Linked DNA regions of Homo sapiens: regions 2 and 3 are each linked to region 1. The links are chromatin loops, found by intact Hi-C in ENCODE. Cell type or tissue: psoas muscle. All regions are shown on one strand.

Region 1 (8,000 bases):
TGGGATTACAGATGTGCATCACCATGCTCAGCCCAATTCCTCATTCTTTGTCTCTCTATTAGAACTCTTTGTCCACCTAAAACCAGCATGACACAGAGATAAATATTTCCTGTTTGGCAACTGACTGAGACTTCTGATTGCAAAACAATCCCACATGTAAGTCCTCCACCTGTAACTTGTATACTCCTCTCTATAAAAGTCTAAGGCAAAACCACCCTGCCAAGAGACTCTGATCTTTGGATTTGGAGTGCTTTTCCTATTGTAATAGCCTGAATAGATCAATTCCCTTACTTGTTTAGGTTTTGTATTTGACTATAGCACCCACCAAAAAGCTGGAAATTTTAAACTAAAGCAAAAAACAGCACACCTCGAGAAAGACGGGTCACAGAGTTGCAAGGAAAAGGAAGGTCTAGTTGCCTCAAAGCTGATCCCCTAGGTCATATACAGTCATTAAATCCGCATCTGGGGCAGACTGGGGTGCCAGCCTGACTAAGCCATTATCCATTCAGCTTCAGGGGAGGGGACACTGTGAGGAAGCTCAATACATGATTTCTGAATTGAATGAAACAAAATCTATTAATTTGCCTTGGTGCTAATTAGGGAGAAGTTTAAGGTTGATAAAGGAAAAAAAGCAGCCCCTGATAAAAAGCTGGCCTGGCACCCACAGCTATACCAGTTAGTCTTCTGTTGGACATAATCACTTTCCTAGCCTTCTTGGCAGTTAGTTGTGGTCACGTGACTAAATCCTAGTAAGATGAAACCAAAGTGGAATGTGGTGGCTACCAAAGCCTTTCTTGTCAACCCTTTGTTTTTTTCTTTCTTTCTTTCTTTTTTTTTTTTTTTAGAGACTGGATCAGAAAGGTTACTCAGAGACCATGATAAAGTAAGACTAAATAAGGCCACTTCAGAATTTTGCCTAACCACAGAAAAATACAAGGGCATCGTGCCGTACAAAGTACCCAAACATCCTATCTCCACTAAAATGAGTGACTGCTGACTTCTTTACCAATGACAGCTTTATCCTTACTCTTGTCTGCCCTCCCTATAGAAAAAATTTGAGGCAGTCAATGGTAGAGCAGCCAATAGTATAACTGATCCTGCTTTCTGAGAGTATCCAATCTCAACAGAACAGTTTCCTTAGACCCTGCCCCAAATAATCCTCCTACTGAGTCACCCCATGCTACAAGTAATAAATCTAACCTGTTTACTTTGGTTGGAAAGCATTGACAAGGTGCCTTGGCTAAACAACTTGAGTTCATAGAGTGAGGCAAATCATTAGGAGGCCTCTGAAGAAAAATAATTGAAATTTGTTTACAAAACAAAATATTTTATAACTGATGGCAAATCAAAGGCTACTAAAGGAAACTGAGTCACCAAAGAATTAGAAAAGACTTCTCTGAATGGAGGACTGTGCCAGGGAGTTTCAGGAGGCTGTGCACATTTTCATTACCTTTAAAAGGGTGTGCAGAATGAATCAACACAACTGAAAACACTTTCAGAACTTAATTCTACATTCCATTCTCTTCTGGAACGTCAGGAGCTAGCCCCATGTTAATTATGTTCCCCCAGACTACCCTGAAATCCAAGAGGGATGTTATCTCCACACAAATCCCCAAAAACCAAAAATGTTAGAACTAGAACACTACCATTTTGCAATCCCTAATGAAATAATAGATCTGAAAAATAATCATCCATGGCTGTTAAAGCCATTAGGCAAAATGTTATTTTAATGCTCTTAGTCTGTATCAGGTAAGAAAACTATAAAATCCACTTAATGGGTGGCAAAAACTTCTTGCTGTTTCCCAGTATCCACCCATACTTTTTTTTTTTCTCGAGACTGGGTCTCACTCTGTTGCCCAGGTTGAAGTGCAGTGGTGATCATTGCTCACTGCAGCCTCGACCTCCTGGGCTCAAGCGATCATCCCGCCTTTGGCTTCCCAAAGTGCTGGGATTATAGGAATGAGCCATTGTGCCCAGGCCCATCCATACTCTCTACACAGTTTAGCTGGTATCCAATGCCCATAATACATGCCACTTTCCTAGCCTTCTTGGCAGTTAGTTGTGGTCACGTGACTAAATTCTAGTAAGATGAAACCAAAATGGAATGTGGTGGCTACTAGAGCCTTTCTTGTCAACTCTTTTTGTTTCTTCCTTATTTTTTTTTAAGAGACTGGATCTCGCTACATTGCCCAGGCTGGACATGAACTCCTACGTTCAAGGGATCCTCCTACCTCAGTTCCTCCCCACCACACAGTGGCTGGGACCATAGGAGCGAGCCACTGCACCTGGCTTCAACCCTTTCTTTCTACTCTTCTTTATTGCTTCAATCCTGCTGGCTAGATTAGAATGCAGGCATCCAGGATTGATTCCAGGTTATGCTCAGTGGCAGAAGAGAAAAGGCAGCTGGGTCTGGGAAACCATGGCTCACAGCTGTAAACGCGGTGCTTTGGAAGGCCAGTGGCAGGAGGACTGCTTGAGCCTAGGAGTTCGAGACCAACCTGAGCAACATAGTGAGACCCCATCTCTACAAAAAATTTAAATTAGCCAGATATAGTGGCATGCGCCTGTGGTCCCAGCACTTTGGGAGGATTGCTTGAGCCCAGGAGTTCAAGGTTACAATGAGCTATGATCTCACGACTGTGCTCCAGCCTGGGTGACAGTGAGACCATCTCTAAAAAAATAAAAAATAAAAAATAAAAAAAAAGAGAGTGGAGAAGGAGAAGAAAAAGAGGGGGGAGGGGAAAGAAGGGAAGAAGAAGGAGGAGGGCAGAGAAGCAAAGGGGAGGAGAAGAGGGAAAGGGGGAAGGGAAGACAGGAAGTGCCAGAAGGGTGGCAGGAGCAGAGGCCCAGAGATTACACTGGAAACTGTTATGATGCTTTCTGGTACAAGTTACAGAAAACTAATTCAAGATGCTGGAAATAATAAGGTAATGTGTTTATTATCTCAAGTATGAAGTCCATGGATAGGATGGGCTCAGGCATGGAAAGTATAGCTGGGCTCTAGCTCCACAAAATGGCTACCTGCATGATAGCAGGTATCATGCTAAAAGCATTGCTCAGAGGAAGAAAAGGGAACTTTGTCCTATATCTCTTTCTTAAAAGTGAAGAATCCTTTTCTAGAAGCTTCCCAGCAGACTTGTCATCCAGTGTCACTGTCCAGAACTAGATTATATACCCATTATCAAAGCAATCACAGGCAAGGAGAGTAAAGTGACCAGGAATAGTAAACCATTCATACAAGATCTACCTCCAGAACTGGGGATGGGATCACCATCCCCTGAGTCATACAGGACAGGGATAGACACAGGACCACTCCTATGGTTGTGCAAGTTGTGTAGTGCACAACTCCAGGAGGCCTCACTCACAGTCATTTGTAAGGTTATTATGACAAATTTCCAGCAGATGGCAGTAAAGTGCTTGGGAAAAGGGCATCTTTTTCTGACTTTTCTGAAGTCACAGCAAGCAGACAAGGTAGATACCTAACAAAATCAAGATTCTGTTAGAAGGAATGTGGCGGGGGTGGTGGGAAATGAGTACTTGACAGGTAATGAGAGTTCTGCAGCAGAAGGTAAATAATCTAACTTACAGTAAACCTTTTAAAATTATATATAGTAAATTCTATTTTAATGAAATAATCCATTCCAGGTTTAAGAAAAATTTTGAATATTTTTATTGAATTCCAATATAGTTACTCTGAAAAAACAAATTAGACAGATATCCTAAATTGAAAATCATGATGTACAAAACCCACTGTCATTACCAATAAAAAGTTTAAAATAAAGTGTCAAGATTGATTTTTACAAGAACAGCATTCATATATCAAAAACCTCTCTCTTTTTTATACCAAATGATTAAGGTATACTGAAAATTACACACCTCAAGAAAATATATCAGTAGATGAAATATTATCACTGAAGATTAGTCACATAAGGCATGATTAGTTTTGGGAAATTTAAATAAAATATTAAAGTTCCTTCACGATTTCCGTCAACTACATGTCCACAGGGGGGAAAAAAAAAAAACATAAGTCAAAACTAAACAGGCAGACAAATGATAAAGTTGGGAATACATAGCGATGTCAGGAATTTTTTTTTTTTGAGACAAGGTCTCCATCTGTTGCCCAGGATAGAATGCAGTGGCGTGACTGTGGCTCACTGCAGCCTCAAACCCCTGGGCTCAAGCAATCCACCCTCCTCAGCCTCAGCCTACCGCGTATTTGGGATTACAGAGCGTGCCACCATGCTAGGCTAATTTTTAAATTTTTGTAGAGATGGGGGTCTCCCTATGTTGCCTAGGCTGGTCTTGAACTCCTCGCCTCAAGCAATCCTCCTGCCTTGGCCTCCCAAAGTGCTAAGATTATACATATGAGCCACCACATCTGGCCTAGGAAGTTTTGTTGTTGTTGTTGTTGTTGTTGTTGTTTTTTGAGACAAAGTTTCACTCTTGTTGCTGAGGCTGGAGTGCAATGGCCTAATCTCGCCTCACTGCAACCTCCACCTTCTGAGTTCAAGCGATTCTCTTGCCTCAGCCTCCCAAGTAACTGGGATTACAGGCACGTGCCACCACGCCCAGCTAATTTTGTATTTTTAGTAGAGATGGGGTTTCACCATGTTGGCCAGGTGGTCTCAAACTCCTGACCTCAGATGATCCACCCGCCTCAGCCTCCCACAGTGCTGGGATTACAGGCATAAACCACTGTGCCCGGCCTAGGAAGTATTTTTCAAGTGAGAATGGGCAATCAATTTCCTATAACCTCGATCATGTTCTCTAAATATCAAAGCAAAACTGTACAGATGATATGATATAAAACGCAGGGGGTTTTCTTTGGATCAGTTTACACTTGAGGTCAATAATATATGCAACGTATGCGATGAAACGGAATTCCTTTCATATCTTCCCTATGGTCATGGGCATAGTCCCATAAGTAATAATCCAGAAGAATGGAATTGATCTCTCCATTAGGTTTTTCACCCTTTTGTTCAATAAGCTCCAGAAGACAATCCCGGATCAGCTCAACACACCAAAGCGAGCACCCTCTGATTTCCACCTCTTGCCTGTCTCCATATGAGAGCATTTCTCCTGCAAGGGGGAAAAGCAGTAAGAAAAATTAATAGTCAATGATACATAATCTACTTGAACTTTCCTGTAGAACAAAACAGAGTATTTAAATGGTACTCATTTTAAAACTGTAAATCTCAGACGTTATTTTTGGTAATTTAAATCATTTCAAAACTTTCGCACTGATTTTAAATTACAAGTTAAATTCCACAAAGACAGGGGCCATATCTGGCTTGTCTCAATATTCCCAGGAGCTAGCATAGCACCTTGCACATACTAGCTCCCCAATAAATATTTGATAAATGAGTAAGTGGTAACCATAAATTTAAAACTATGACTGCTAGTTATTAAAAAGATGGAATTTAAAATTGGGTTTGATACCAGAAATAAAATTATTGTAGGCTGGGTGCAGTGCCTCACCTCTGTAATGCTAGCAATTTGGGAGGCTGAGGTAGGAGGATTACTTGAGCTCAGGAGTTCAAGACCAGCCTGGGCAACATGACAAAACCCTGTCTCTACAAAACATACAAAAATTAGCCAGGCATGGTGGTATGTGCCTGTAGTCCCAACTACTCAGGAGTAGTAGTCCCAGCATGGTAGTATTGCCTGTAGTCCCAGCTACTCGGGAGGTTGAGGTGGGAGGGTCGCTTGAGTCCAGAAGACAGAGGTTGCAGTGAGCCGAGATCACGCCATTGCACTCCAGTCTAGGCAACAGAACCAACCGTATCTCCAAAATAAATAAATATTTATTTTGGGAATATCTGATCCTGCAAGGTAGGCACTGGCTGTGTCTTACCACTGAGACTAGAGTAGGACTCATGGACCCATGTCTATATGCAGCAGCCAGATGCAAACTGTAGTGAGCGAGGTAGTGTACATAGTACTATGCAAAGGTACTGTGTGTTTCCATATTTTTCTTATGAGAGAAGTCAGGAAGTTTGATTTTTATGTGAAATCTCCTAATTTTCAAGTGTTGGAAACTAATTAAAAATTGCTAGGCCATTTTTCAGGCCAAACCTAACACAACTGCAAGCTGTATTTGGCCTCTGGCCACCAAACTGCACCCATGCACAAAGTCTCACAGTACCCAGGATATCTTGTGACCTTAAGTAGTGTTACTTATGCCCCCTCCATCCAACTCTCCCATGGGCTTAGGCACTGGTCAGTGGAACAGGTGGGGAAACAGTGATTAACCAGGTTCCTCCATTTCCTTACTTTGCCCCAGGTGCTAGCATAGAAGCCCATACCTTCCTCTTCAGTTTTGCTGTTAATCATTTCCTCCAAATTTGACTATCAACTTGCTAAAACTGCCAAATCAGCCAACAGAGTGGCCACGGAGGCAGACGCTCCCACCCGAGTAGAGCTATCAGGTAAGACACTGCTCCACTTGGCGGCTGGACTGTAACCTTGAGGCAGAGGTACAAAGTTAAGCAGCACTCAGGTTCCTGACCCAGGATCATAAATGTCTGTTGTTTTAACCACTAAATTTTAGCGTAATTTGTTACACAGCAATAGATAATAGTAGTGGGTTGAACTGTGGCTCATAAAAAGATACATTCAAGTCATAACACCTGGTACCTGTGACTTTGACTTTGTTTGGAAATAGGGACTTTGCAGATGTAATCAGGTGAAGAGGTCATACTGGATTAGGATCAACCTTAAATCCAATGAAGGAAAGGTGAGACCCCTTCTCTACAAAAAATGGAAAAAGTAGCCAGGCATGGTGGTATGCACCTCTAGTAGCCCCAGCTACTCAGGAGGCTGGGGCTGAGAAGGGAGGATCGCTTGAGCCCAGGAGTTTGAAGCTGCAGTGAGTTATGATCATGCCACTGCACTCCAGCCTTGGTGACAGAGTAAGACCCTGTTTCTAAACAAAAAAGAAAGCAAGCAAGAAAAGAAGAGGATACAGGTCGGGTGCAGTGGCTCATGCCTGTAATCTCAGCACTTTGGGAGGCCAAGGCGGGTGGATCACCTGAGGTTAGGAATTCGAGAGCAGCCTGGCCAACATGGTAAAACCTTGTCTCTACCAAAAATACAAAAATTAGCCAGGCATGGTGGTGGGCACCTGTAATCCCAGCTATCCAGGAGGCTGAGGCAGGAGAATCACTTGAACCCGGGAGAAGGAGGTTGCAGTGAGCTGAGATGGCGCCATTGCACTGGGCGACAAGAACAAAACTCCGTCTCAAAAAAAAAAAAGAAGAAAAGAGGATACAAAGAGACAGGAGACACAAGGATAAGAAGGCCATGATTGGTGTGATGCAGCTACAAACCAAGGAATGTCAAGGACTGCTGGAGCCACAAGGTACTGGAAAGAGGCAAGGTAGAATTATTCCCAAGAGCCTTTAGAGGAAGGATGGTCCTGCCAACATCTTGATTTCAGACTTCCAGTCTCCAGAACTGTGACACAATACATTTCTGTTCCTTGAAGCCATCTAGTTTGTGGTAATTTGTTATGTCAGCCCTAGGAAACTAATGTAATAACTAATGCAGCAACTTACAGTATGGGATAGAACATGGACTTCAGACAGAAAAAGACATTTAAGTGGACTGACATAGATTAGAGTCAGGGAAGGTAATATGGCCCAGGTATTTGGTCTAAAAACTGGCCCTGGAATCACAGTGAAAAGCTAACTTTAGTTAAATTGCATTGTTAGTCTTTATAATTGGCCAAGTACTACGTCTTTGGTGAAGAGATGGGTTAAAGACAGTGGACAGAAATCTAAGTGGCACTTCCAAGGGTTGTCCCTGAGATACCCAGATGAGGGGAGAAGGGAAAGAATATAAATGTAGCAAATCCTCAAGTTTGGAAGTACCATTGGAAGCCAGTTAAGGAAGGTCCTACCTCACCTGGTCAAATTAAGCTGGTCCTAGATTTCACTTAAGGTAGTTTTTAAAAATGAGTACACTATACTTATGTTTGTTACATTACATTTACAGTTTGT
Region 2 (8,000 bases), 380 kb after region 1:
GTTTACTCTTTGGAGGTCACTTCCTCACACCCTGCCCACTTCTCTACCCACTGTGATTGTGCTTCTGCTGAATGCATCCTGCCAATGTCACCCAAGGCCCATTGCTATCAAATCCAGTAGCTACTCCTCAGCCTTCATATCCTCATTTATAATTGAAAAATATCTAAATTTTTGTTTTTATGAAAAAAATATTTTAAAAATATTTTTAAAAGAGCAGTTTTAAGTTCACAGCAAAATGGAGCTGAAACTATAGAGATTTTTCATGTATTGTCTACCCACCCTCACCTTCCCCACTATCAAATGAACCCAGAGAAGTACATTTGTTACAACTGAGGAGCCTACATGGACACATCACCATCACCCAAAGTCTGCAGTGAGACTCTCTTGGTCTTGTACATTCTATGGGTTTGGACGCATGTATGATGGCATGTATCCACCATTGTAGTATCAGGCATACTAGTTTCATGGCCCTAAAAATCTTCTTATGGCCAGGCGTGGTCACTCATGCCTGTAATCCCAGCACTTTGGGAGGCCAAGGCAGGCGGATCACAAGGTCAGGAGATCAAGACCATCCTGGCCAACATGGTGAAACCCCGTCTCTACTAAAAATACAAAAAAAAAAATTAGCTGGGCACAGTGACGGGTGCCGGTAATCCCAACTACACGGGAGGCTGAGGCAGGAGAATCACCTGAACCCGGGAGGTGGAGACTGCAGTGAGCTGAGATTGTGCCACTGCACTCCAGCCTGCTGACAGAGCGAGATTCCATCTCAAAAAAACAAAAAACCCCACACTTCTTATTTGTCCCTACCACCCCCTGATGCCTTGAAAGCACTATTTACTGTCTCCATAGTTTTGCATTTTCCAGAATGTCGTATAGTTGGGATCGCACAATAGGTAGCCATTTTAGATTGGCTTCTTTTACCCAGTAATGTACATTTAAGGCTCCTTCATGTCTTTTCATGGCTTGATAGTTCATTTCTTTTTAGCGCTGAAAGACACTGCATGTCTGAATGTACCACAGTTTATTTATTCATTCACCTACTGAAGGACATTTTGGTTACTTCCAAGTGTTGGCAATTACAAATAAAGCTGCTCTAAACATCCATGTGTAGGTTTTTATGTGGACATAAGTATTGTTTTCTTTTTTGTTTGTTGAAGAATACTTAGTGAACATTTTTTACAATCAATTAAGCAAAATAGACAGTTACCAAACACTGTACTATGCATGGTATGATTCCAATACAGATGACATATGCATGTGGGTGTATGTTTGCATTAAAAAAGGCTGTGTTCCAAAATGTTAGGCACTGACTTTTTTTCTTGAATTATAAGCCTTTTTTGGTTTTCCAAATTTTGCTACAATAAGTTTTCCAAATTGTCTACTTTAAAAAAAAGTGATTCTTTTACCACGAGAAAACTCCTCACAAAATGACACACTAGTGGGCACCCCAAATTCCTTTTTTTTTTTTTTTTTTGAGAATCTCGCTCTGTCGCCCAGGCTGGAGTACAGTGGTGCCATCTCGGCTCACTGCAACCTCTACCTCCTGGGTTCAAGTGATTCTCCTGCCTCAGCCTCCAGAGTAGCTGGGATTACAGGCACACGCCACCACGCCCAGCTAATTTTTGTATTTTTAGTAGAGATGGGTTTTCACCATGTTGGCCAGGCTGGTCTTGAACTCCTGACCTCAAGTGATCCGCCCACCTCAGCCTCCCAAAGTGCTGGGATTACAGGCATAAGCCACCGTGCCCGGCCCTGAATTACCTTTTAAGGGGTGACCTACATGGGTAATTTGTTCACCTTTTTGGCAACAGGAAGCCATCTTTAAATAAACTCCTGTCCAGAATTCAACATGTAAGTGAAATTAAGCAAGAGTCCCTCGGACTGGTATAAAGCTACTAAGGAATGCGAGTGCATGATGGACCCAGATTCAGAACCATAGTAGAGGGTTCCTCTTGTTTCTGTCATTTACGTTAAAGCTCAGATGCTTTTGTCTAAGCCAATGCCTTTTTCCTTGAGATGGAGCTTGGAACTCCTAATAGTGAAGTGATGCTTCCCATCAGGGAACTCTGAGGACAGGTGGATAAAAACAAAATCTCTTTGTTTGGGCGTGTGTGTTTTCTTTACGACTATGCCCCCACACACTTTAATTACCACTTAATCTGTTCCTCTGCGTGCCAGTGGGGCGCCATGCTTTCTGTGCCCACTGTTCTCAGGTGCCTGTTGCGCAGCGGCTGCCATGGTACTAGAGTCATGCACCACAGTCTTGCTGTACCTGTTTGGTGTTTGTGTGCTCCCTGCTTTGCACAGCTCTGCTTCTTATTGAGTTGTTTCCTGATGTGTTCTCGTTCTCAAGAAAGTTTTCTTCATTCTAAGAAAAAAGTGCAGATTGAAAAAATAAAAAGTTACAGCCAAAAGACAGATGTTCTTTCATGAAAAATACCTAGAGGAATTTGGAGGATGAGACAAACAAAGATTAGGTGTTCAGATGAAGCATCCGATTCAACAAACAGCTGACAAATCCTGGGCTTGTAAAGAAACAGATGATCGGCTGGGCACAGTGGTTCGTACCTGTAATCCCAGCATGATGGGAGGCCGAAGTGGGAGGGGAGACCAGCCTGGGCAAAATCCTGTGTCTACTAAAAATATAAAAATTAGCTGGGCGTGGTGTTGTGCACCTATAATCCCAGCTACTTGGGAGGCTGAGGTAGGAGAATTGCTTGAGCCCCAGAGGCAGATCATGCCACTGCACTCCAGCCTGGGAGACACAGCAAGACTCTACCTGAAAAAAAAAAAAAAGAAAAGAAAAGAAAGTAAAGAAAAGAAACATATGACTTTTGCTTTGTTTTGTTCTGATACAAAAGTGGTCCAGGGGAAGAGAGGAATGAGGACAATTGCCCTCATCTCGGCCTGATAACTTTCCAATAGGCAGAGCTGGGACCAGGGGCAGGTTTCCACTCTCCTTTCTATCACATCACACTGATTTTCAACTTATAAAATGAACTAAAACGTGGTAAACCATAGGCTGAATAGCCTTATTCTTAGATGTTAGATTTACGAAATGTTGAAATGGGTTTTTTTTGGTTTAAAGCAATCTCTGGCAGTAATGGTCATAAGAAAAATGCCCTTTTTTGTGTGTGTGTGAGGCTGTCTTGATTTTACTTTAAGGAACTGAACGAGATTTGCTCTTATAGGGCCGTCCGGACCCCTCAGCTGCTGTTTCCAGAAGTGACAAACACTGGACCTGTCTCCTGTCTCTTTTATCTTTTTTGAGGTATCTAATATTTCTCCCATCTCATTTCAACTTGCCGTTTTCTAGAGTGAGGTAATGGATAAATGGTGTCAGGAAATGCCTTCTGTTAGCCCAACGACTATGACTGCATCTTCAAAGACCAAGTGTATGACTCTAATTTTAACTTAGATCTCTGACTGGCCCCAGGAATCCAGCAAATATTGCAATTCCAAGTTGTATTGCATTTTCTACTTACTGAAACACAAGAATGAATAAACATGAAAAAAAAGTTACAGTACAAGATTCATGCATCAAAGTATTGTGCCATACTTCCTTTTTTGTTACAGTTGCTTATATCCTACAGTTCTTTGCATATAGCAGACACTAACAATGTTTTGAATTAATGACCCACAGTAATTTTAATGTTGCATTAGCACAGCAATGTAGTACCCTTGGGTTCTTGGTATAAAAATACAGCATGGGCTGGGTGTGGTGGCTGACGCCCGTAATCCCAGCACTTTGGGAGGCCAAGGTGGGCGGATCACGAGGTCAGGAGATTGAGACCATCCTGGCTAACATGGTGAAACCCCGTCTCTACTAAAAATACAAACATTAGCTGGGCGTGGTGGCAGGTGCTTGTAATCCCAACTACTTGGGAGGCTGAGGCAGGAGAATTGCTTGAACCTGGGAGGCAGAGGTTGCAGTGAGCTGAGATCACACCACTCTGCACTCCAGCCTGGGCGACAGAGCGAGACTCAGTCTCAAAAAACAAACAAACAAACAGCATGAAAAGAAAAAATATACATAGTATGGGAAGATGACAGAATGTTGCTAATTGCTGAAGTTGGCTGACAGGTACCCGGAGAATCATTTTATTATTCTCCTACTTTGGTGGATGCTAAAATGTTCCTTAATACTAAGTTAAAAATAAAACCAAACATGAATTGGTGGAGTAACAGAACACAGGTCACTGAGGGGCTAGTCCTTAGGGTCCCTACTGAGCAGGCCACATTCTCTCAAGCCTTAACTCCCTCATTCATACAACACAGTTTGGATTTGGGGTTCTTGCGGATCCTTACGGAATCCTGACATTTTCTAATTCTATTAGGAGATTCAGCTTCTTGACGTTGATTCCTCCTGCCACCTGGTGGCAGGATCTGAAAACTACTGGTGGAACACGGGTGGATCCTACGTTTTTAAAGTTAATGAAAGTGGAAGGTGTGTGTGTTGAGGGATAGAGTGGGCACTCCTTTAAGTGGCAACAAGAGCACGTGTGGTTTTGTTCTCCACTGTGTAATAGTCTTATTTGGCCCCCAACAGAGTATACGCCTTGGCCTTTTAGTATTTTCTGGAAGAACAATATCTCCCACTTGAGGATTTCCAACAGAATTAGTGGGGTTATTGTGGATATTGACTGGTACCTGGAAAATGACCATTAAGACAACTGTCTTTCTTCTTCTTTTTAAATTAGAGTCGTGGGGCTGTGATATGGGGCCCCAGATAATGTCTTAGCTCAATGTTTCTTTCCATTTATTTAGCAACTCACATTACTAAATACCTTTGCACACTTAACGCCCTACAACCACGACTGCGTTCTCATGGTAAAATCTATCCCTCTGTTGAATGTGTAAGAAAGGTGAGGGAATTGCATTGTGAGTATGTCTAGGCCGTTTACAGCTTACACATTTAATTTCTCTAGTTAGTTTTAGTTGTTAGGTGTGCTAAAAGATGAGGGTCCTGATTGAGCCCCCTTTGAAGGGACAGCCTAGTAACCAGGAGTACATTGTGCCTGGGGTTTGTTTCCCACCATTTCTTTGATCTTGCACTTTCTATGTGGCTATTAGAGGGAGGCAGAGATGGACAGAGGCATTTTTATTTTCTTCCTTTCATTCACTTTCTAAACCATATAATAACTTCTAGAACACTGGAAATTTCTAAAATGACTCCCCTATTTGTGGTATCCCTTTTCAAAGAATGTTAGCTGACACATGGTCACCTAGGAAAAAGATTACATATCCAAGCTTCCCTTGCAACTAAGTTCTGGCAACGAAATGAAAGTAGAAAGGGTGCCCTGTTGGGGGCAGCTCGGGGAATGTTCCGCCAGGGATGGCTGGCAGGTGCACTTGTTCCTTTTTGTCATTTCCTCTGTCTTGCTGCCCAGTGTGAGGATGGTTCCAACTGGACCATGGATACAAGGCCCACATCCTTGTGATGTCAGGGTGCTGAGTTGGGAGGAACTTGGGTCCCTGGAAGCCTTGAGCAGGAGGCTCACCCCGGCTCTGTACCATCCACCTCAACTTTATTGGGATGAAACTAACTTTTCTCTTGTTACTTTTGGTTTTTGCTTTTATTTTGCACCAAATGATACAGTATTTAGTAGGCAGGAGACACTGTGTAAAACTCTTGTCTGGGCGTGGTGGCTTATGCCTGTAATCCCAGCACATTGGGAGGCCAAGGCGGGCGGATGATGAGGTCAGGTGTTCGAGACCAGCCTGGCCAATATGGTAACACCTCGTCTCTACTAAAAATACAAAAGTTAGCTGGGCGTGGTGGCGGGCACCTGTAGTCCCAGCTACTTGGGAGGCTGAGGCAGAAGAATCGCTTGAACCAGGGAAGTGGAGGTTGCAATGAGCCAAGATCGTACCAGTGCACTCCAGCCCGGGCGACAGAGCAAGACTCCGTCTCAAAACAACAACAACAACAACAACAACAACAACTCCAAGAGGCCTATGAGGTGGGTACCATGATCCACATTTTCACAGATGAGGAAACTGAGGCAAAGATAAGTAAATCACTTGACTTGGGTTGTGTAGCCAGAAATGGCTGGGGTAGAATCTCAGCCCAGACTGTCCCTCCCCAGACCATCTTGTGCCTATAGAGGAGTGATTCTTTGGGCCTGGTGAAGATCAAAAGACACAGTAGTGTGCCTAGGAATTAAATTCCGTTTGGAAATTAGAACTTAGAAAGCCTGATTTGAACTCCAGATATTAAAAGACAAAGGTATAAATTATAGAAGTGTTGAAAGTTCCAGAGAAGCTTGTGGCCACTTTTAGCTACACCTAGGCTCTGTGGTCATTTCTCAAGCCACAATAGTGGTCTTCCTGCCCTGTACGCTGGTTTTAAGTGGAATATATCCTTTGAGTAACATGGGTGGGGACTCCTGCCTCTGTGGACATGTCTTGTCATCATGGCTGGTTTGACATTCTTCAGCCTCTCCCTGGCACTGTGCTGTAATCACACAGCCTGGCTTCCATTTCTCAGTTCTTGTGGTGGGGGTTTTTCTGCTGCAGAGGTACCACCACTGTGCTAGGAGAGCCTTTCTTCACTATAGAATTTGCTCTGGCCTGGTTGCCAGAGCAAATTGCATGAGTGGTCTTGCACTCATTCAGTGGTCTTGCTTCTTGTGGGAATGGAGGCAGTACCTACCTAACAAAGTTGGGTGGCTCCATCCAGTGGCACACATAGTAAGTGCTCATTGACTATTAAGTTAATTTCATGGTTTAGTTTGCTTCTCGCTTGTTCTGGGGCATTTACAGTCGTGTTGTCCTCTGTATTTGAAATTAGACTTATCAAAATCAACATCTGTTTGGTGAATCTGATCTCTCAAAATTGTTTGGGATCATACCCCACTTCAACTCTTTTTTTACTCTTACCATCTACCAATGTCAAATGTTTTAAGGCCCTTTCTCTAAATGTTATTCTTCGACTGCATGGATTTTGCCTAGGAATGATTGCATTTTCAAAGACTGTATTTTAGAAGTCCTTGATCGTTATCTATTGGTCTTGACTCACTTGGTTCATGTAACTTTCTGGCTCAAGTCTCGGGTGTGCATAATCCTTAGTGTGAGTTAATGGGCACTAGCTAGACCATTCCCCAGAGATGTTCTTGTTTTACCTGCCTGCCTGTGTGGGTTTAGAGGCCAGGTAAGGAGCAGCAGTACCTGTGGCAAGAGACCCAGTGGGCAGCCTGGGGCTCACTGTTACCTTTCAATGCTGAGGGATCTTTGGATTGGGTGCAAGAAGTCAAGTCTCTGTATGCTGCTGTGAGTGGCTGTAACACTAGCAATGTCTATGGCTTCAGAACACTGTTAACATTCTTCCCTTGGGAACTTTGTGAGCCAGGAGGCAGAGGAAACCCATATGTATGGGAATGTCAGGGAAAGGGGAAAGAGAGGGAGTGCTGTACCCGAAGGAGAAAACTTAAAGGAAGGTTTATAATAAGAGTTTTAAGAAAGTTTAAACATGTGAGTCCTCATAGAATATGGTTTCCAGGCCGGGCGTGGTGACTCACCCCTGTAATCCCAGCACTTTGGAAGGCTGAGGAGGTTGGATCGCCTGAGGTCAGGAGTTTGAGATCAGCCTGACCAATATGATGAAACCCCATCTCTACTAAAAATACAAAAATTAGCCGGGCGTGGTGGCCTGTGCCTGTAATCCCAGCTACTCGGGAGGGTGAGACAGGAGAATCTCTTGAATCTGGGAGGCGGAGGTTGCAGTGAGCTGAGATTGTGCCATTGCACTCCAGCCTGGGCAACAAAAGTGAAACCCTGTCTCAGAAAAAAAAAAAAGAAAAAGGAATATGGTTTCCATGAGCTTTCTTGAAGAAACTGCTAGAGGAAGAAGCCATACAAATGATAAACGGAGAAATTATGAAAAAAAGAGAGTTAGTACATTTTGAATCTATTTGATAATAAAATCTAAGATGATTCCAGGGATTATGATTCTAGAACAAATTATAAACATTATGTCCTCTGCCAAAGTAGAAAAA
Region 3 (8,000 bases), 320 kb after region 1:
CCCCTTCACCTCCCAAAGTGCTGGGATTGTAAGCATGAGCCACTGGGCCCAGTTAACATTTTCTAATTTTCTGATATTGAAAAGAGATTGCTTTCGTGATCACGAAAGATTCATTAAAAAAATATTTTTTAAAAGAAAAAAACCCAAAAAACAGGAAATACCTTTCCAGGCAGCAATAATGAAAAAGAGCCTTGAGGCGAGGTCAGCCCAGCTGCTAACAAAAGACGTGTGAACACCTCCTGCCAGGCCTAGGACTTACTAGGAAGACCCCAGCAGAGACCATAATTCCATAGCGTTGTAGCCCCACTTTTTTTCATTTTGAGGCGCAGGTGAACAATTTAAGATTTGTCACAATGTAATTGAATGTGCAGAGTGACTTCCCACTGATAGTGATTGCTGAAAAAGAGTAGGGGAGGGGATTGGGAGGGCGGTGCAGGTTTTCTGCTCAGGCCGATGCTGAGTCCTGGGTGGGAAGCACGGAGCAGGCCTCTTCTACGCGGGGTCTTGATAGCTCTGCTGATGACCGGGTAAACCCCATGGGGCCAGATTTTATCAGTGATGTATTTTCTTCACTGAGAAGAATATCATGTAAGAGGCAAATAAACGTCACACAGTTTTTGCAGACCCACCCAAACATAAAATGACATTTGTATGCTGAAATAATAACCAGAAATTTCTATGCTCTAACCAATGAGTCCTTTCTCCCAGGCAGATTAGAGACACTGGAGGATGAATCTGAATATTCAAATGAATGTCCACCCTGGTGTGTAGCAAGGGGGGAAGGGGCAGAACTGGCCAGGGGCTTCTCTGATCACGTTTTGATGATAAATGCAGGATAACGAAGAAATGAAAAGCAAAGAGAAGAACTAGAGGGGGAAAGAAGGCTCACTGCACAGTAACTTCAACCGTGATCGGCCGGGTCACATCTGCCCTGCGGGAGGGAGGTGAAAAGGCGGAGGGTACACTCTGTTCCTTAGTGAAATCGCTTAGGCACAAATCAGATCAGCTGGCCTGTCTGGCTGAGACCCAGGACCTAGAGGGACCAAATTGGCAGACCTGCTTTCCAATATGTAGGTAATCACATTATCATCATTGCTTGGGGTAAGACGGATGGTTTTTACAGAATAGCCCTGATTGTGAAAGGCTGTTTGTGGGTGTGTTTGGCAGAATATTTTATACCCTCAAGATGTGCAGTTTAAATTAGATGGTGAGAAAAACCTAAATGCATAAAAAATAGGACTATTAAGAGAGAAAACTGACGTTTGGCTCTTGTGAGGCTGTTTAACATCACATGCTCTAGGATCTCAATATCGATGTTCAGTATTGTCCATCTCAGCAGCAGGGTGATGTTAGATAACACGTTTGAACTGCTTTTTACCACTCTACTAAGTTTTTTTTTTTTTTTTTTTTTTTTTTGAGACAGTTTCACTCTTGTTGCCCAGGTTGGAGTGCAGTGGGGTGATCTTGGCTCACTGCAACCTCCGCCTCCCAGATTCAAGCGATTCTCCTGCCTCAGCCTCCCGAGTAGCTGGGATTACAGGCGCCTGCCACCATGCCTGGCTAATTTTTTGTATTGTTAGTAGAGATGGGGTTTCACCATGGTGGCCAGGCTGGTCTCGAACTCCTGACCTTGTGATCCACTTGCCTTGGCCTCCCAAAGTGCTGGGATTACAGGCATGAGCCACCGCACCTGGCCTCTATTAAGATATAAAGCTGTTAAATGGATTACCTTGAAAGACATGATTTTTGTACATTAAATATGGTCAAATAGCAGTAATTTCATATGATTTGATCTAATAATTGACCTTTCCTTTAGAAGAGCTTAGATGTGGGTTGAGAGACAGAAGAGTAGCTTATCAACAGACATAAAATTATTAAGAACTAGAATTAAGAGGCCTTTCTTTGAAGTCAGTAACACAAAGATTTGTTCATGCTCCTTAAGGTTTTTCCTTGACTGACTCCATGTGGGTGAATCTTTTTCTCTAGATGAAGCACACCGTCCAATGTTTAAGCCACAAGGGAAAATGAACCCAGTTACTATTTAATACATGCAACTCAGATTTATCCCAAAATATGATGATCTACCTTGACCCGCCACCTTTTTCCAAGAGTTGACACTGTAAGTTTTCTAGAAAAAACTCCACTCTCGCATGACCAAGATTTGTGTGTGTGATCAACATTTAGAAGAACGTGCTAAAGAAGACACTGAAGACAATTCCCAAACAAGAGTTAATATCTGAGCTGCGGCAGCATCCTTGCCACAAAAACGCAGCTCCCCAAGCAACACAGGGCTCACTTAGATGTGTAAGCTCTGGTTGTGTTTCTTTTAAAATCAGTCGCATTACTTTATAGTCACATCTTGTGAGAGAGGGCTCAGGGTCTCCAGCATCCCTGGAGAGGCATCTTCTTCCTTCTGCTTGAATTTTCCTCAATCTTCTATCCCGTTTGAATGGCTGTGACCTGTTAGGGATTTTATTTGATTTTTAGGGCTTTACTATTGTATTCATCTTGATGCTCCTCAGATAGTGTTTGTCCTAATCATTGTTTCTAGTACAAAGCCAAGTTGAACTGCTGGAATTATGGAGCAAAATACTGAACTGATATTTTCTTCCTTGTTATTGGCTTGCTGTTCTACAGGCTAAAGGAAAGTCATGACTTTCCAGGCACAGTTAAATAAATGGTCATAGTTAGTCCAAACTATCTTGAGAGATGACCAAAGTTTGGGTCTCAGTTCTGACCTAACTTGCTGTGTCATATTTGGCAAATTTATTAACCTCTGGCAACACCAGTTTCTTTCTTAAGAAAATGAAAGATTGAAATAGATAATCTCCCAGTTATTGTCTGATTCTAAAATAATACAAGTCTATATAAAACCTTGTATAAAGTTAGGCTGTTATTTAAATTATTGTATCATCCTTTAGACATTCACTTTTATGGAGAGGAAAAGAGAGAAGGTAGCTCAGAAATAGGTTGGTAGGAAAATTCAGGTTTTAAAAATGGTTGGTGGCATTTGAGTTGTATAGAAATAATTTAGATTTGAGTATTTTTTGAACATATAGTCTTTTTTTTTTTTTTTAAAGACAGGGTCTTACTGTGTCACCCAGGCTGGAGAGCAGTGGTGAGATCATGGCTCACTGCAGCCTAAACCTCCTAGGCTCAAGTGATCTTCCTGCACCAGCCTCCGGAGTCACTAGGACTATAGGCACATGCCACCATGCCCAGCTATTTTTTTTATTTTTTGTAGAGACGAGGTCTCACTGTGTTGCCCAGGCTGGTCTCAAACTCCTGGGCTCAAGTGATCCTCCTGTCTTGGCCTCCCAAAGTGCTGAGATTATAGGCATGAACCACTGTGCCTGGCTAGATATATTCATCTTTGTAGGAAAACATTATAATAGGAGAGCTCCAGGAATTCTGGAGGATTGCTTCTGACACCCAAAGCTTCTCACTTTTTTTAGTACATTTGAAAATTGGAATTCATGCAAAAAGAGTTAGTCATTTATATTGGAATAAGTTCACGGTCACCTTGAAGTTTCTTTTTGTACATGGAGGATGACGTGCCTGTTTTACTGTCTTGTCTAAGAGCTGAGCAATTAGGCAGAAGAATGGCATTTACGGAATTTTTGGCATTAGATTTCGGGCTGATATTGATTGGAATATTTCAAGTTGTCATCTTGAGCTTCAGGCGTCAATCAGTGCCCTAGCCTGGGCGGGAACAAGGAGATTGCTCCAGGAAGTTTGGGCTTGAGCATGCTCGCTGGTGACATCCTGCCACCTTGTGGCCAGCTCTGGACTTCAGCATTAGGCCTCGTCCCCTAAGTGGCCAGGCTGCTTTCCGCTGTGCCCAAGCTGCAAAAGCAATCTGTGACAATCATTTCCAGGCTTCTGGATTGACAGCACGATTCTATGGGTTCTATTCATTATTTATAGATTCTTCTATTGATCATAAAATATTTGTGTTGCACCCCTGTCCCAAAGGAGTTTCCATATTCCTTTTATTCTTTAAGAGCGCTCGCGTAGCTGATAGGACAGCAGAAATGGAAAAAGGTTAAGTGTTGGAAATGTCAATCTTGATTCTGCTCTGAAATTGATTCTTGCTTCAGGCAAGCCCCAGATCTGGATCCCAGGTTCTTCCTGGTTCTGCAGATTAAACTACTCATCCCTGGGAAGAGCACTGAACCCATCCTCCACTAATGGAGCATTTTACTAGTGTGATCGCATTTCACACCGTCTGTCTGTGGTAGACATTTTTGTCTTCATTTTGTAAGTTTACTGAGGTTCCGAGACACTGAGTAACTTGTCCAAGGCCACACAGGTGATAAACAGTAGAACTGAGACCCAAACCTAAGTAACCTGACACACTCTTAACCCCTTTGCCCTGTGTCTGTGAAATGAAGTAAAAACACCTTACTACACACACACGGCAGGTGTAAGATCAAAGGAGATAAAAATGCAAATGAAAGCATTTCATAATGAAAAATATCTATCCACATGTTGGTTGACTTTTAAAATGCCCATTATTACTATTGTTATGCATGCTGTCGAGATTATTGTTAATGGCAGGCCAAAATTTTCTGTTTCATAAGTGGAAGAGTGAGTCCTCAGAGGGAAATATTCAAAATTGATTAAAAGGTTATTTGCAGTTGCTATTAATGATGTTCTCTAATCCTCTCATTTTCCCATTTGCTGCCCAGTTTCGAATGAAGCTGATCCTAATTAGAGATTCCATTTGTAGGAAAAATAACTTGTGTGTGCATTCAGTATGTAAATTAAAAGTGGCTTTTAGTAGTTAGGGAGATAATAACTAAACCAGTGTGATAAACTTCTGAGATTTTCGCCTGTGGCTGCCCAGGTGAATTGAGCAGTTAATTTAGATTAAAGATGAGAAAAGATGCTCAGCCATTCTTACTGGGGGATAAAGAGGACTTCATTTTGTGTTCTGTTCGGGTGGGACTAGAATTATTCGGAATGACTGGCTATCCTGAAGATATCCACGCACCCCTCTACTTCACCGATGTAGGTACAGTATTTGCATCATGAAAATAGGTAATGCTTAAGGTAAAACAAACAAACAAAAATTAGCGTAGACTTCTTTTTCTCAAAGCCAGTGTTGGGTTATAGGAAAGAATATATTAGCAAAACCTAGTCATAAGTTATAAAGGAACCATGTTGGATGCAAAGTGTGTAATTGTCTGCCATAGGTGGTGCAAATTCACCACTCATTCCCCACACAGTATGTTCATACGTCATCCCTTTAACAGGTTAAGGCAAGGAAGAGAACCAGGTTTGACCAGCGAATCTTTGTGGCAGGATCCTCCTTGAAATGCCCTAGAATCGATGGAGCAAATATGAGGATCTATATCAGCAAGCATCTCACTTAAGTGCTTAAATTTGCTGAAAATGTATCCCGTGGCTTCAGGGATGCCTGTCACTGCCTCTGGGTTGGGATCCATTCTGGTTTCCTTTATGAGACATAAATTGCTGATGCTTGCCACTTTGTATTCACAGTTGAGGTGCATGAATCCTAAGTTAAATATTTATATTTTTTGTTTCCTATGCCTTATGTATCTGAGTTTTGTTCATATCTACCTGTATTTTATATTTAGAAATATGCAGACAGTAGAAGTAAAATATCACACATTGAGTTTCTCCTCCTCCTACATGCATGTGCGTGCAAAGACACATGCTTTTATTTTTATTTATTTATTTTTTTGAGACAGAGTCTCACTCTCTTGCCTAGACTGGAGTGCAGTGGCAGGATCTCAGCTCATTCCAACCTCCACCTTCTGGGTTCAAGTGATTCTCCTGCCTCAGCCTCCTGAGTAGCTGGGATTACAGGCGCCCGCCACCATGCCCAGCTAATTATTGTATTTTTGGTAGAGAAGAGTTTTCACTATGTTGGCCAGGCTGGTCTCGAACTCCCAACCTCAGGTGATTTGCCCGCCTCGGCCTCCCAAAGTGCTGGGATTACAGGCATGAGCCACCGTGCCTAGCCTACATGGCTTTTAATACGTTTAAAATAACCTAGAAAATTTAAATGTAAGTAACATTGAATGTATTAAAGGAGAAAATAAGCCAAAAATGGAAAAGTTGAATGGGGTACCCTTTGTGGAAGGGAGGACATGGCTATTCTATCCTTTTCTCGTTGGTGATGCTGGTACTGGAGCTGGTGGTAGACAACACTGATGTGGGTTGATTCTATAACAATTTGGCTTCTTAAGCCACTTTCTTATCCTCCCACCAGTTACCTGTGTAAGTCACTGCCTAGCTAGTGTTTGCAAGGGATGAAGAAAGAAAGAATTCAATTTAGTGTAGCACATGAACAGCTACACGGGGCGATTTCAAATCATCTTCACTTTGATTCTCCTGACCTATACTGAAGAACATCACGAAACACGTTGTTTCTACTATAAGGAAGTAGTTTCAGTTGTTGTTAATTACATTAAATGATAGATGCCCTCTTTATAAAAATTCAGAATAAATTTGTTTGTTTTTAACATCAGGAATAGTAGTATTTCTTTTGAGAAATTTAAAAAATAAGCATATGATCCCAAGAGCTGTGTTCTTAAAAGTTTTAAGCCACGTCAACCACTAGAAGGCTTGAATCTAAATTTGCGACTCATTAATAGCAAATATATATGGTTTTTATGGTATATATTTTTGTGTTGTTTATTTCTTACTCTATTATATGTTGCCATTTTCTTTTTTTGTCTCACTTGCATTAGTAGTGAGGATTAAGCTTGGCTGTGGGGAATGGAAAACACAAAATACCAGTAGCTTAAATAAGAGAGAAGCTTCTTTTTCTCTCTGAGTAGGTGGTCCAAGTTTAGAATGGCAGCTCCAGAATTATTAGGAACCCAGACCTCTTATGTGTTGCACTGCCGTCCTCAACACCCAGCTTTCAACTCATGGTACAAGATGGGCTGCTGTGGCTCCAGCTATCATGTCCAACATCCAGCCAGCAGGAAGGAGAATGGGAGAGAAGAGGGACACAATTAAACCTTCTTTTAAGGGATGCTCTCTAGAAGTTGCGCATGCAACTGACATTTACATCCCATTGACCAGACCTTAGTCACCTGAGTACACCTAGCTATGAGAACAGCTGGGAAAGGTGGGCAACCATGTATTTTGGCTGAAAATGAGCAGTCTCAATACTGCAGAGGAAATGGAGATGGGCTATTAGGAGACAAGTAGCAGGCTGTGCTACATCAATTTGTAATTCAGATTATTTTATGGGTCTTTGCAAATCACTTTAAGTTCTGTCCACACTGGGGAAAGGGTGGTTATAAGTAAATGAATGAATAAATAAGTTTAAATTCCTTAGGAGGAGGATGGATCCTGTTACTCCTTCTGTTTAACGTGAGTCTGCAGAATCTCAGAACAGGCTCTCTGATGCAATGGAATTATTTAACAGTTTCTGTAGATCACAATTTGAGATGCCCAGATCACTTGCTCTCCAAAAAGACACTAGCGGTGAGCTTGAGCTACTTTCTTTATCTCTGAAAGTGCCAGTGAGCTTGAGCTACTTTCTTTAGCTCTGAAACTCTAATGAGCAATATACATCCACCTGAGCTGAATCTGCAGGTGAAGATAAACTTTCCTTGGTTTGAAGTACATTTTTGTCAATATAATATTTTAACACTGCCTCTCTCATCTAATCAGGCTGGCAGTCATGTAAGTCTTTGACTTAAAAAGGGGGAAAATGATTTCTTTTTTCTTTTTTTTTTTGAGATGGAGTTTCCCTCTTGTTGCCCAGGCTGGAGTGCAATGGTGCTATCTCGGCTCACTGCAATCTTTGCCTCCTGGGTTCAAGCGATTCTCCTGCCTCAGCCTCCCAAGTACCTGGGATTACAGGCATGCGCCACCACACCCGGCTAATTTTGTATTTTTAGTAGAGATGGAGTTTCTCCACGTTGGTCAGGTTGGTCTCGAACTCCCAACCTCAGGTGATCCGCCTGCCCCAGCCTCCCAAAGTGCTGGGATTACAGGCTTGAGCCACCGTG

The links. Hi-C counts contacts between places; a loop is a spot of excess contacts. Peaks named below come from ENCODE experiments on the same cell type or tissue, not always from the same donor. Only the 100,000 strongest peaks of a DNase experiment are listed, where the experiment ranks them.
Region 2: it touches region 1 in a loop (9-fold over the local background); 74 of 110 quality-filtered maps call a loop at or near these places.
Region 3: it touches region 1 in a loop (9-fold over the local background); 103 of 110 quality-filtered maps call a loop at or near these places.

The regions. Positions count from the first base shown.
Region 1 is chr9:83,934,665-83,942,664 of GRCh38, forward strand. It overlaps QNG1 (Q-nucleotide N-glycosylase 1), which reads right to left. Exons shown (of 4, transcript NM_032307.5): 4 at 3,647-5,079. The coding sequence ends at 4,847. Among named protein-coding and RNA genes, the nearest start is that of KIF27, 17 kb to the left of the region's middle. In psoas muscle, a CTCF peak has its summit at 3,400 (motif pointing right); no DNase peak of the experiment used is centred here; H3K27ac peaks cover 1,976 bases.
Region 2 is chr9:84,311,084-84,319,083 of GRCh38, forward strand. SLC28A3 (solute carrier family 28 member 3) reads right to left here. Exons shown (of 18, transcript NM_001199633.2): 2 at 2,276-2,371. Among named protein-coding and RNA genes, the nearest start is that of SLC28A3, 26 kb to the right of the region's middle. In psoas muscle, a CTCF peak has its summit at 4,363 (motif pointing left); no DNase peak of the experiment used is centred here.
Region 3 is chr9:84,257,564-84,265,563 of GRCh38, forward strand. No RefSeq gene overlaps it. Among named protein-coding and RNA genes, the nearest start is that of SLC28A3-AS1, 17 kb to the right of the region's middle. RefSeq lists a silencer at 3,650-3,709. In psoas muscle, a CTCF peak has its summit at 3,769 (motif pointing left); a DNase peak (open chromatin) is centred at 3,768; H3K4me3 peaks cover 303 bases.